Regions from separate parts of the Homo sapiens genome. Here region 2 is linked to region 1. A link is an interaction called in ENCODE POLR2A ChIA-PET data of the cell type or tissue named here. Cell type or tissue: PC-9. All regions are shown on one strand. Links, peaks and the distances in the headings refer to the core of each region. The heading gives the core; the rest is flanking DNA. Region 1 overlaps ARHGAP23 (Rho GTPase activating protein 23). Region 2 overlaps SRCIN1 (SRC kinase signaling inhibitor 1).

Region 1 (5,367 bases), core at 121-5,120:
CCACCCGCCTTGGCCTCCCAAAGTACTGGGATTACAGGCGTGAGCTACCATGCCTGGCCTGTTCATCCTTTTTAGTGTAGTTTTTAGCACATGAAGAGGACACAGGAGGTGTTTACGGAGTGACTCTTTGTATGTCCCCATAGGTTTTCTTTCTCCCAGGTCTGTGTCCTCCTGTTGGGTTCTGTGCCTCCATGGACCTGTCCAGTGTCCTCGTGGATGTTTGAGCCTGTGCATGTTTGTGACCGGACGAGTGCAATCATTCTCTGAGTGTGTGTCCCCTGTGTGTGTAGCTGTGCATGGGTGTGACCTTCCCCAGCCACCCCCAGCTAACCTGGCTGATGCCCACTAGGACCCTCCCCCCGGTACCGCCTGGAGCCCATGGACACCATCTTTGTCAAGAATGTGAAGGAAGACGGCCCTGCCCATAGGGCGGGGCTTCGCACAGGTGAGCTGGCCCAGTTACCTGGGCTCTACTTTCTACCTTCTGGCTAGGATTTTATTCTCAGATCCAGGTGTTGGGGAGGCTCCTGTCCCCACAGTGTTAGCCATGCCTGGTACAGGGGTTCTCAGATGGGGCCTTTGATGCCCTTTGGTCACCACTCATGCGCTCCTTGTCCCCAGGAGACCGGCTGGTAAAGGTGAATGGGGAAAGCGTCATTGGGAAGACCTACTCTCAGGTCATAGCTCTGATCCAGAATAGGTGAGTGTCCCTGACCCCTCGTCCCATATTATCTCCCCTCCCCTTTGCCCTGGGGATGCCCTGGAGACCAGGATCCCTTCCTCCTGGACCCTGTTCCTTGACCCAGCCTGACGTTCTGCCTGTCTCTGTAGTGATGACACTCTGGAGCTGTCTATCATGCCCAAGGACGAGGACATCCTCCAGCTGGTGAGTCCAGCCCCTGTGGCCTGAGAGGAGACCCCTGAGCCCTGGGGCAGCACCGGCTCCCCTGGGAGGCAGAGAAGGAAGTGTTTGGAGGGCACAGGCCGACATTGCCCAGTTGGGGATGCCAGGCCCCTCCCTGGGCTGGGGCTGGTTGTTGCTTCATTCGGAGCTGCTCTGTGCTGGGGGAGCGGGAGACCTGGCCTTGGCAGGCAGGATTCCTGCCAGGGTATCTGGAAGGAGGGTGGCCCAGCAGGCTCTGCCAGCCTGGCACGTTCTTGTCAGCTCCTAGGAGAGATGCCTCTTCCCTGCACCCCCTCCCTGTCTGGCCCTGAGTGAGGGTGTCTCTGGTGGGTGTGTCCACACAGGCACCGAGCACACATCGAACACTGCTCAGCACACTGCACCCCACCCACCGTCATGTGCACCACACAGTACCCGAGCAGTACACAGCCACACAGCACAGCCCCACAGTCCCACCCTCTGTATAGCACGAAGCACACCACAACACACATGCAGCACCAGGCACGTGCCGCAATACAGACAACCACACAAGCACCCACTGCCACAGTTCACCCTCATACAGCGAAGTGCACCACAACACACACCCACAAACATTAAAACACGACACACTCACCAGCCCCTTGGCTCCCTGCAGTACAAACAGCATAGTACCTTGCACACTCGGACCTCCACAACTACACACCCACGCCGCACTATCACAACATGTATGCTCGCAAACACCGCGGCATCCTCCTGCCCATCTCAGCACGTGCGCCCACCCGTGTCACAGGACTCCAAATTTATACATTCGACACCTCAGCATACCTAGAAGACAGCATCCAGCCTGCCACACAGAGAGCGTGGCCCAGACACTGCACGAAGCAGGCCCTGCACTCCCAAGCATACCCTTCCACACACACACACACACACTCACACTCACACACTGCCTCTTTGTGCCTGGAGCCCCGGCGGTCCGCTTTGCCCAGTGCCCACCTCCCTGGTCTCATGGGTCCCAGCCAGATGGCGGCTTACTTGCCCCTGAGGTCACTGTCCCTGGGGAGGCCCTGGGAGCCGCTGTGCTGGCTTCTGCCTTGGACGCACTCTCCTAATCACTGTAATCACAGTGCCATGCCTGGCATGATGCCCTTCTGGAAACCTCCACCCCTGACCTCGATTGTCCCCTTGCTCTTCCTGGGGAGAGGGAGGAAGGAGGGGGGGATCTGAGGTGGACTGCTTACCCCAAGTCTCAAGGCCCTGCCTGTACAGCTCCCCCAGGCTGAGGCGAGGCCAGCTATGGGGCAGTGACAGGGTGGGACCCTAGGGTGTCCCCCACTCTCTCCAGTTGGCAGGGGCAAGGAGTGGGAAGGGCAGTAGCCTCAAGTTCTGCTGCCCAGGCTGGGGTGGGCTGGCAGCGCCAGATGACAGCATCTGGGGGCCTCCACTGGCCCCCGCATCTCTGCCAGCCGGAGGGTGGGGCCCAGGCATTCCTGTGGTTGGAAGCCAAGGCTGGAGGCCAATCGGGCCTCGGCAGCTGCTGACGCCACCACCGACGCGGCGAGGCCCCTCCACACCCATCCTCTCCTCCCTCCTCCTCCCGCCAGCCAGCCGAGAGAGAGTCGGGTGGGGGTGAGGGGGAGCCGCAGGGAGGGCAGACGGAGGGGGACCGGAGGCCCTGGCCAGGGCAACACAGTGGTCAGTGGCGGGGTTAGCCGGAGCTGGGGGTGGGCGGAGGCGGGCTGGGATGCTGCCGCCGCCGTGATGATGCCGGGAGCCTGGGGAGACGGCGGGATGGCAGGAGGGAGAGGTATGTGTGTGCCGGCCCTGTGCCAGCTGGAGGGGGCTGAGTGTGCGGGGGTGTGGTTTAGCTTGTCCTCATCACATGATGTTTGTGCCTGGGACTGGAGGTGTAGTTATTTGTGTGTGTTTCATTGTGTTCTACTGTGTGTGTGTGTGTCTCTGGGTGTGTATCTTCCAGTGTCTCCTTGTAGTGTGGTGTGTGTGTGTGTTTGGTTTCACCCTCCCACCCTTTGGTTCTTTGCCTTGAGTTAGGCTCCTGGGCAGCTCAGCAGGGGCCAGGCTGGGCCCAGGCCACAAGGCCGCTGTCCCTGGGAGCTGACTCCTTTTTTGGCTGGGCCTGGGCGCTGGCCCTGTCACTCCTTAGCAATGCAGCGTCAGCCTCAGCTCCCAGTGCCAAATTCCAGGCCCAGGGGTGGCAGAAGGTGGCTCAAGTCCCCTCCTTCAAGCCTGGCAGGAGGTGGGCAAACTCCTTCTCACCCCTGTGGCTCAGGAGCCAGCTCCCCATTCCCGGGGATGGAGGGACAGCTGGGCTCTGCCAGCCTCTGCCCCACCCAGACACACCCCTAGCCGGCTTTCTTCTCTCATCTGCCACCTTGACTGGTCTCGGTGGGGTTTTCCGGCTCCACCCGAGGAGCTTTGGGCATTGGTGGACATAAGGGGGCAGGCAGGCGGTGGAGGCCAGGACTGGGGGAGGACCCCAGGAAACAGATGCTGGAATGTTTGTGGCTAGGGCAGTCCTTGTCACAGTCTTAGCGAAATCCCACTTTTGCTGGAGTTTGCCTGCGTCTCAAAGGCTTCTTGCTTCTTCTTTGTTCTCTCCCTGGACCTGCCCTTCCACCCCCACCCACTTATGCCTCTCCCTCGTTCCCCCCACCGCTTGGTCCTCTCCCTTCATTTCCCTCCTGGGCTCCTTGACCTCCTCGGGCTGCCGTTCCCCTACCCTGTGGGACTTGTCTGGCCCTGCTTACCTGTCTCTGTGTCTCTGGCCAGGCCTACTCCCAGGATGCCTACCTGAAAGGGAACGAGCCGTATTCTGGAGAGGCCCGCAGCATCCCAGAGCCACCCCCGATCTGCTACCCCCGCAAGACCTACGCCCCTCCTGCCCGGGCCTCCACCAGGGCCACTATGGTGCCTGAGCCCACCTCAGCACTGCCCAGTGACCCCCGGAGTCCTGCTGCCTGGAGTGACCCGGGGCTCCGTGTGCCACCTGCTGCCCGTGCCCACCTGGACAACTCTTCCTTGGGGATGAGCCAGCCCCGCCCCAGCCCTGGTGCCTTCCCCCACCTCTCCTCGGAGCCCCGGACGCCCCGTGCCTTCCCAGAGCCTGGCAGCCGGGTGCCCCCCAGCAGACTGGAGTGCCAGCAGGCCTTGTCACACTGGCTGTCAAACCAGGTACCCCGCCGGGCGGGGGAGAGACGGTGCCCAGCCATGGCCCCCCGGGCCCGCAGCGCCTCCCAGGACCGGTTGGAGGAGGTGGCTGCCCCCCGCCCGTGGCCCTGCTCCACCTCCCAGGATGCTTTGAGCCAGCTGGGCCAGGAGGGCTGGCACCGAGCTCGCTCAGATGACTACTTGAGCCGGGCCACCCGTTCTGCCGAGGCACTGGGGCCAGGGGCACTGGTGTCACCCCGCTTTGAGCGGTGTGGCTGGGCTTCCCAGCGTTCGTCTGCCCGCACCCCCGCCTGCCCAACTCGGGACCTGCCAGGGCCCCAGGCCCCACCCCCGTCTGGCCTGCAGGGCCTGGATGACCTCGGGTACATCGGCTACCGGAGCTACAGCCCATCATTCCAGCGCCGGACCGGCCTCCTCCATGCGCTCTCCTTCCGGGACTCACCCTTTGGGGGGCTGCCTACCTTCAACCTGGCCCAGTCCCCTGCGTCATTCCCACCAGAGGCCTCCGAGCCACCCAGGGTTGTACGGCCGGAACCCAGCACCCGGGCCCTGGAGCCTCCTGCGGAGGATCGCGGCGATGAGGTGGTCCTGAGGCAGAAGCCCCCGACGGGCCGCAAGGTTCAGCTGACCCCCGCAAGACAGATGAACCTTGGATTTGGTGACGAGTCCCCAGAGCCAGAGGCCAGTGGGCGAGGGGAACGCCTGGGCAGGAAGGTGGCCCCTTTGGCCACCACCGAAGACTCTCTGGCTTCCATCCCCTTTATTGGTGAGTGATGGTACATGTGGCTGTCCTGGGGGACTTAGCTGTCGGCTGTCTGTGTCCTGCTGTACCCCATCTGCCTGTCTGCCATGGGCAGAATTCGGCTGGGTGCTGGTGGGATCATCTTGTTTCTCTGTCAATTCATTCATCTGTTCATCCATCCATCCATCTGTTCTTCCATCTTTCTTTCTGTTCTCTGTCATCCTTTCTTCCATCCTACCTCTCATTCATTTATCCTTTCAGCATCTTTCCACGCACTCTTTCTTTTTTCCCTCTCCCCATCCATCCATCCATCCATCATCTGTTCTTCCTTCCTTCTTTCCTTCCTCTCTCCCTCCTTTGTTCATTCATTTGTTCCATCCATTCATCCATCTATCCATCCATCTATTCTTCCTTCTTTCCTTCCTCTCTCCCTCCTTCTTTTGTTCATTCATTTGTTCCATCCTTTCTTCCACCCATTCATCCATCTTTCTTTCCTTTGACTCTTCCTTCCATTCTCCCATTCTTCCTTCCATCTTCCCTTTGTATCTTTCCCTCT
Region 2 (5,367 bases), core at 233-5,232, 91 kb after region 1:
GAGACCTCATCACTACAAAAAAATAAAATAATTAGCTGGATGTAGTGGCAGGTGCCTGTAGTCCCAGCTACTCGGGAGGCTAAGGCAGGGGGAATCACTTGAGCCCAGGAGGTTGAGGCTGCAGTGAGCCGTGATTGTGCCACTGCACTCTAGCCTGAGTGACAGAGGGAGACCTTGTCTCAAAAGCATACAAACATAAAAGCCAGCCATCAGGCCACATACTCAAGTAAAATCTGCAACGCCAAATCTCAGAGATGAGGAGACTTCAGAAGCGCTCCCTAAGAGGTGCCCTGCACCATCTGCCCCCTTGGAAGCTCTGACCCTCAGCAATATCTGCCCGAGTATCTCTCATTGTAACTTGCATCCCCTGATTCTATTCTGCCAAGGAAGCAGAGAGAACTTAGTTGCCTTTCAAAGAACCAGAGGCAGAGCACGTGCCCCCGGGGAGGTCTCTTGTCTCGGGGGAAACTGCCATGTCCATTGCCCTTCTCTCACATGATCCAGCCACACAGCCTCTTTCCTGAGGGCCAAAGCTGAGTTAGATTTTCAGCTACTATATGCTGAACTTGTGTCATTTGAGACCCTACATTCTTCTAAATTGTAAATCAGATCAGGTCTTCACTTGTGCCATTGAACGCTAAATGGATCCCATCATCCTGAGGCCTAACATCCAAACTTTTCAATGCAGCCAAGAAGGGCAGGAAGGTGGTAGTTGAAAACTTGGTTCTAGAGTCAGACTGATCCAAGCTCCAATCCTCACTCTGCCCTTGCCAGAGGAGAGATCTTGGGCAAGTTACCTAATATCTCTGGACTTCAACCTCCTCGTCCAAAAAATAGGGATGGTAAGAGCTCCCCGCTAGGCATGGTGGTTCAAGCCTATAACCTCAGCACTTTGGGAGGCCGAGGTGGGCTGATCACCTGAGGTCAGGGGTTCGAGACCAACTGGCCAATATGGCGAAACCCTGTCTTTACTAAATATACAAAAATTTGCTGGCCATGGTGGCGTGCGGCTGTAATCCCAGCTACTTGGGAGGCTGAGGCAGGAGAATCGCTTGAACCCAGGAGGCGGAGGTTGCAGTGGGCCGAGATCATGCCACTGCACTCCAGCCTGGGGAACAGAGTGGGACTCTGTCTCAAAAAAAAAAAAAAGAGTTCCCCCTTCATGGGGGCCATCAGGTGGATTGGATGAGCTAATGAAGACAGGAAAGCACGCGGCAAAGGGCTCAGTGCCTGGGAACTGCTCTTGTTTTCCGTGCTGCTGTAACCCTCATCTCATCTGGCTTCTGCTTAGAGCCCTTCAGACCTGCTCTGAGGTGCTACATGTGCTGTCCTCTCTGGCTCTTTATAATGCTGTTTTCTCTGCCTAGAATATTCCATTCACCCATACACATACAGGCACACACACGTGCTAACTCCCACTGATCCTCAGGTCTCAGTGGGAAGCTGTCCTCCAGCCCCTCCCCTTGCGGCTGTTGGGTCTGCTTCCTGCCCTCCAAACCGCTGAAGCTCCTGTTGGCTGGGTTGTGCAGCCTTCTGGACTACTAACCCCAGGCAGGCAAAGACCATGTCTTCCAGATTCATCTCCGGTTTCTAGCACCTGGCATGGTGCCTGGTGCAGAGTAGATGTCTGGGAAATAATTGTGGAATGAATGAACAAGGGAGAGAAGGAACTGCTGCCCAGGTAAGTCATCTCAGTTCTGTACTTGAGTCGCTGACATCCCTGACTCACATGCGGGACTTTATATATATTCCTGTCAAATCCCATTGTTGGATTTCAGCTCAATCCAGGGGCAAACAACTTTTGAATTTCAGTTCTACCATCCAACAGATTTGCTCCCCCTTAAAGCTCTGTGTCATCAGCAAATCTTATCAGCACGCCTTACACATCTTCATCCAACTAGCAGGTGAAAAGACAGACTGGGTTGAAGTCAAGGGCAAAAGCTTGTGACTCAGCAACACTACCAGTTAAAGAGCTATCCTGTATTACGCACTTACTGTATGCCAGGTGCCACACTCAGGCCTTGGCTTTCATTACTTTAATTAACCCTCAAAACAAATCCTGGAGGTGGGAACAGTTATTATCTCCAGCTTATACACAGACAAACAGTGGCTCAGAGCCTAGACTACACATCCCAGCCTCCCTTGCAATGATAAGTGGCCATTTAACTGAAGTCTACCCAATGGAAGATGAGTGGAAGGGATACATGCTGCTTCCAGACCTGGCTCACAAAAACCTCCCATGTAAGGTCCTCCATGCTCCTTTCTCCTTTTCCATTGGTTGGAAACTCTCTGGGTGATCTTGGAAAACACATGTTGAAGACGGCAGAACCTCCATCAGCCTGGGTCCCTGAATGACTGCATGGAGAAGAGCCACCCGCCTAACCCACCCAATACTGTTCCATGAGAAAGATATGTTTATTACTTTTGAATTATTAAACAATTTGGGAGCTTATTTGTTATAGGAAGCTACCCTAATTAATTAGCTATCCTAAGACTCTGGCATTTTAAAAAAAGGAAAAAAAGATATTCAGATATTCAAAGAGATTAACTAGTTAGTTCAAGGTCATACAGCTATTTTGCAGCAAAGCGGGATCTACTCACATCTGACATCAGCCATTGGTTCTGCTGCATCTCATTTTCACACTAGACCAACATCAGCCACGCTGCCCCCAATCCATACACTGTCCTAGCCCAGCCCTCGCTCTACCACATGGGAAAGAACAATTCCCCTGCTCATATGTGTAACACCTGACTGGTCCAGGCTGTGCCAGTTTTATAAAATGGTCACTCCCAAACATCACTCAGAGGGGGAAGAGACTCTCATGTAAAGGACTCAAATAAGCTTCCAGGAGATGACAACACTGCAATTCTTAGGCAGGAGAGACTAGGCCTCCCTAAGCTCAATCGGCAACTTGATGTTCTGATCACCCAATCTGCCAAAGTTGGGGGGCCTCTAACCTGGGCAAGCTCTGCAAATGAGTCCCAGGCCAGCTAGTCTAGACACTGGATTAAAATGTGGCTAGGCTTTCCAAGCCCAGGTTTAGTCCTGGAGGGGTCAAGAGGGGAGAGTCAAAATGGAACCAGCTAAATAATTTATGGGGCCCAATGCAAAATGAAAATGTTACCTCTAGTTTAAAAATTATTAAGAATTTCAAGATGGCAACAGCAGAGCATTACACCAAGCATGGGGCCCTTCCAAGCATGGGGCTCCGCGTGACCGCACACGTGGCATACCTACAAAGCTGGACCTGGGTTAGGCAAAGGTAGATTCCAGGACCTAAAAGGTCTCAGTCAGCAGAGGCTGCACCTAAAGGCAGTGCCCAGACAGACCTTAAGTGCTGGGCTAGATGGGCAGGTGAGTGAGTCAAGTTGAATGAAACAGAACCAGTTTTAACTTCCAGCAAGTTGCCAGGAAAGAGGAAGTGGTATAGCAAATTGGAGCAAGAGTAAGCGTAAGCTCCTGGAGTAACCACGAGCTACAGCCAGAGTGTGGGGCAGGGGGGCTGCAGGGTTAAAGCCTGGGAAGGCTATGGGAGCTGGGCAGGGAGGGCCTTCATGGCCAGGTTGGAGCCCAGTATCTGCCCAACCCAGAAGAAGCAGGAGTCCCCTTTCAGGAGGATGGAGAATCCTGCCAGAAACAGTAATGCAGGTCCCAAGCTCTCTGAGTAATGGGTTTGATAATGGGGCAGGGGTTGGGGAGTCTGTGTTCCTGGAGAACCAAGGCCTTCAGGGAGCCAAGGACCAAACACTTATAATGACGGTAGCATAAATCTCTCCTTTCGTATCTTCTGGCTCTGTGCTTTTAGATCTCCTTTAATTTTCCTTTAATGTCTCGGTAAAGTTGCTTTTGAAAATTCCAACCCCCCTCCTCTGGGCTGAATGAAAAGGGACAAGGAAAGGATAGAAAATCTGGAGAAATGGAATTCCCTGGGTGAGGAGAGATGACACCTGCCAGTCTGCTTGGAGATCTGGCTGGAGTCCTCACTAAGTTATCACACCTAGAGTGATGGGGTGGCCCCTTACCCTATTTCAGCCACATGGTGTCATGGGAATTGTTGCCTTGGGCCTTGCTAAAATGCACATGTACCACCAGGCTATGTGGGCCTCAGGCTGAGGAGCAGCAACCCATCTCAAGGAGCCCGTCGCAAGAGGCTCATTTATGACTTAGTGAGGAAGCTGGGCTCCAAGGAGCAGCCTCTCCTGGCTCCCGGAGTCACTGGCCAGTACAACTCAACCCCTTGTTGAAAAGAGAGGTGAAAAACTTAATGCTGGGTACAGATGAGGACACTGGGGCACAGAGAGGGGCAGGAACTGCCCTGATCACTCAGCCTCTCAGTGCTGGCACTGGACTCCAGGTCCCCTAGTGCCCTGTGTCACCAAGAGAGGGCCCAAAGGAAGGAGCAGGGCCTCTGTCTCAGATCCTTATCACTGGCGAGGGAAAGCAGGGTGGGTGCTCACTCCCTGAATGGACACTGAAAGGCAGCGTCTCCCTTCAAAGGTGCCAGACAATGGAATGGTTGGCCAGACAGCCATTTGCTAAATTTGGATCAGAAGACTGTCTTCTGTTAACCCCTCCATGCCTAAGCATGCGGAGGCACAGTGTTCGCGATTCCTCCTTCCTTCTGAAAACACTACAGCCCTGTTCCAGCTGCACTAGGAAGGAAGGTGGGTTTTCCTTGGCTATATCTGGACTCAGAGATCAGGGAATCGGATCTCCAATGATGGCTGGTCAGCGCCAGGCTGGAGCAGTGACGGCACCTGAACGCTGCACCTGAACTCACTACCCAAGGGTCACTTTGCACGGGTCACAGGCCAAAATGAAAGTAGGCAGAGGGCAGAGGGAAATCAGGCAGCTGGCCACATGACAGTGAAGCTGCAGGCCACAGGAAGCCTGAGTGTGGATCATTATGAAGCAAGACCATAGCAAAAGCAGGCATCAAGCCAGAAAAAAGAAATCAGGAATAATGCCAGCCGGTCAAAAGTTTGTGGGTCACAGTGAAATCAGGCCAGAGGAGAATGAAATCAGGCTTCAGAACAGACCAACGCCACCTGTGACTCAGAGGGAAGGGAGCTGCGCCTCCCAGGGAAACCAGGTTGCGGGTCACTCCAGCCGCACCCCCACCCCTCCCTCCGCCGCGGGCCCAGCCTCACTTGAGCTGCTGGGTAATAAGCTCCTCGTCGTTGAGATAGCGCAGCCGTTCCTCTTCCACCAGGGTGCGCTGCCGCTGCAGCGGGTCCTCCTGCCGCCGCGCCGCCTCCGACACGCGCATGCTCAGCTCTGCCTCCGTGCGCTTCAGCAGCGCGCGCACCGACTCCTGGTTCTGTAGCTGCGGGACGCACGGACGGATGGACCCGGGTGGGGGGAGC

The links. ChIA-PET counts read pairs that join two places held together with the same protein. Peaks named below come from ENCODE experiments on the same cell type or tissue, not always from the same donor. Only the 100,000 strongest peaks of a DNase experiment are listed, where the experiment ranks them.
Region 2: POLR2A ChIA-PET joins it to region 1 with 20 read pairs; 5 of 35 experiments call an interaction of 5 or more read pairs at or near these places.

What each region holds. Positions count from the first base shown.
Region 1 is chr17:38,462,497-38,467,863 of GRCh38, forward strand. ARHGAP23 (Rho GTPase activating protein 23) reads left to right here. Exons shown (of 24, transcript NM_001199417.2): 4 at 350-445; 5 at 622-700; 6 at 832-886; 7 at 3,671-4,835. Among named protein-coding and RNA genes, the nearest start is that of ARHGAP23, 37 kb to the left of the region's middle. RefSeq lists a silencer at 1,032-1,326 and an enhancer at 2,336-3,127. In PC-9, for the core only: no CTCF peak of the experiment used is centred there; no DNase peak of the experiment used is centred there.
Region 2 is chr17:38,553,076-38,558,442 of GRCh38, forward strand. SRCIN1 (SRC kinase signaling inhibitor 1) reads right to left here. Exons shown (of 19, transcript NM_025248.3): 11 at 5,152-5,327. Among named protein-coding and RNA genes, the nearest start is that of SRCIN1, 50 kb to the right of the region's middle. In PC-9, for the core only: no CTCF peak of the experiment used is centred there; DNase peaks (open chromatin) are centred at 1,646, 3,356 and 5,096; H3K4me3 peaks cover 636 bases; H3K27ac peaks cover 3,773 bases.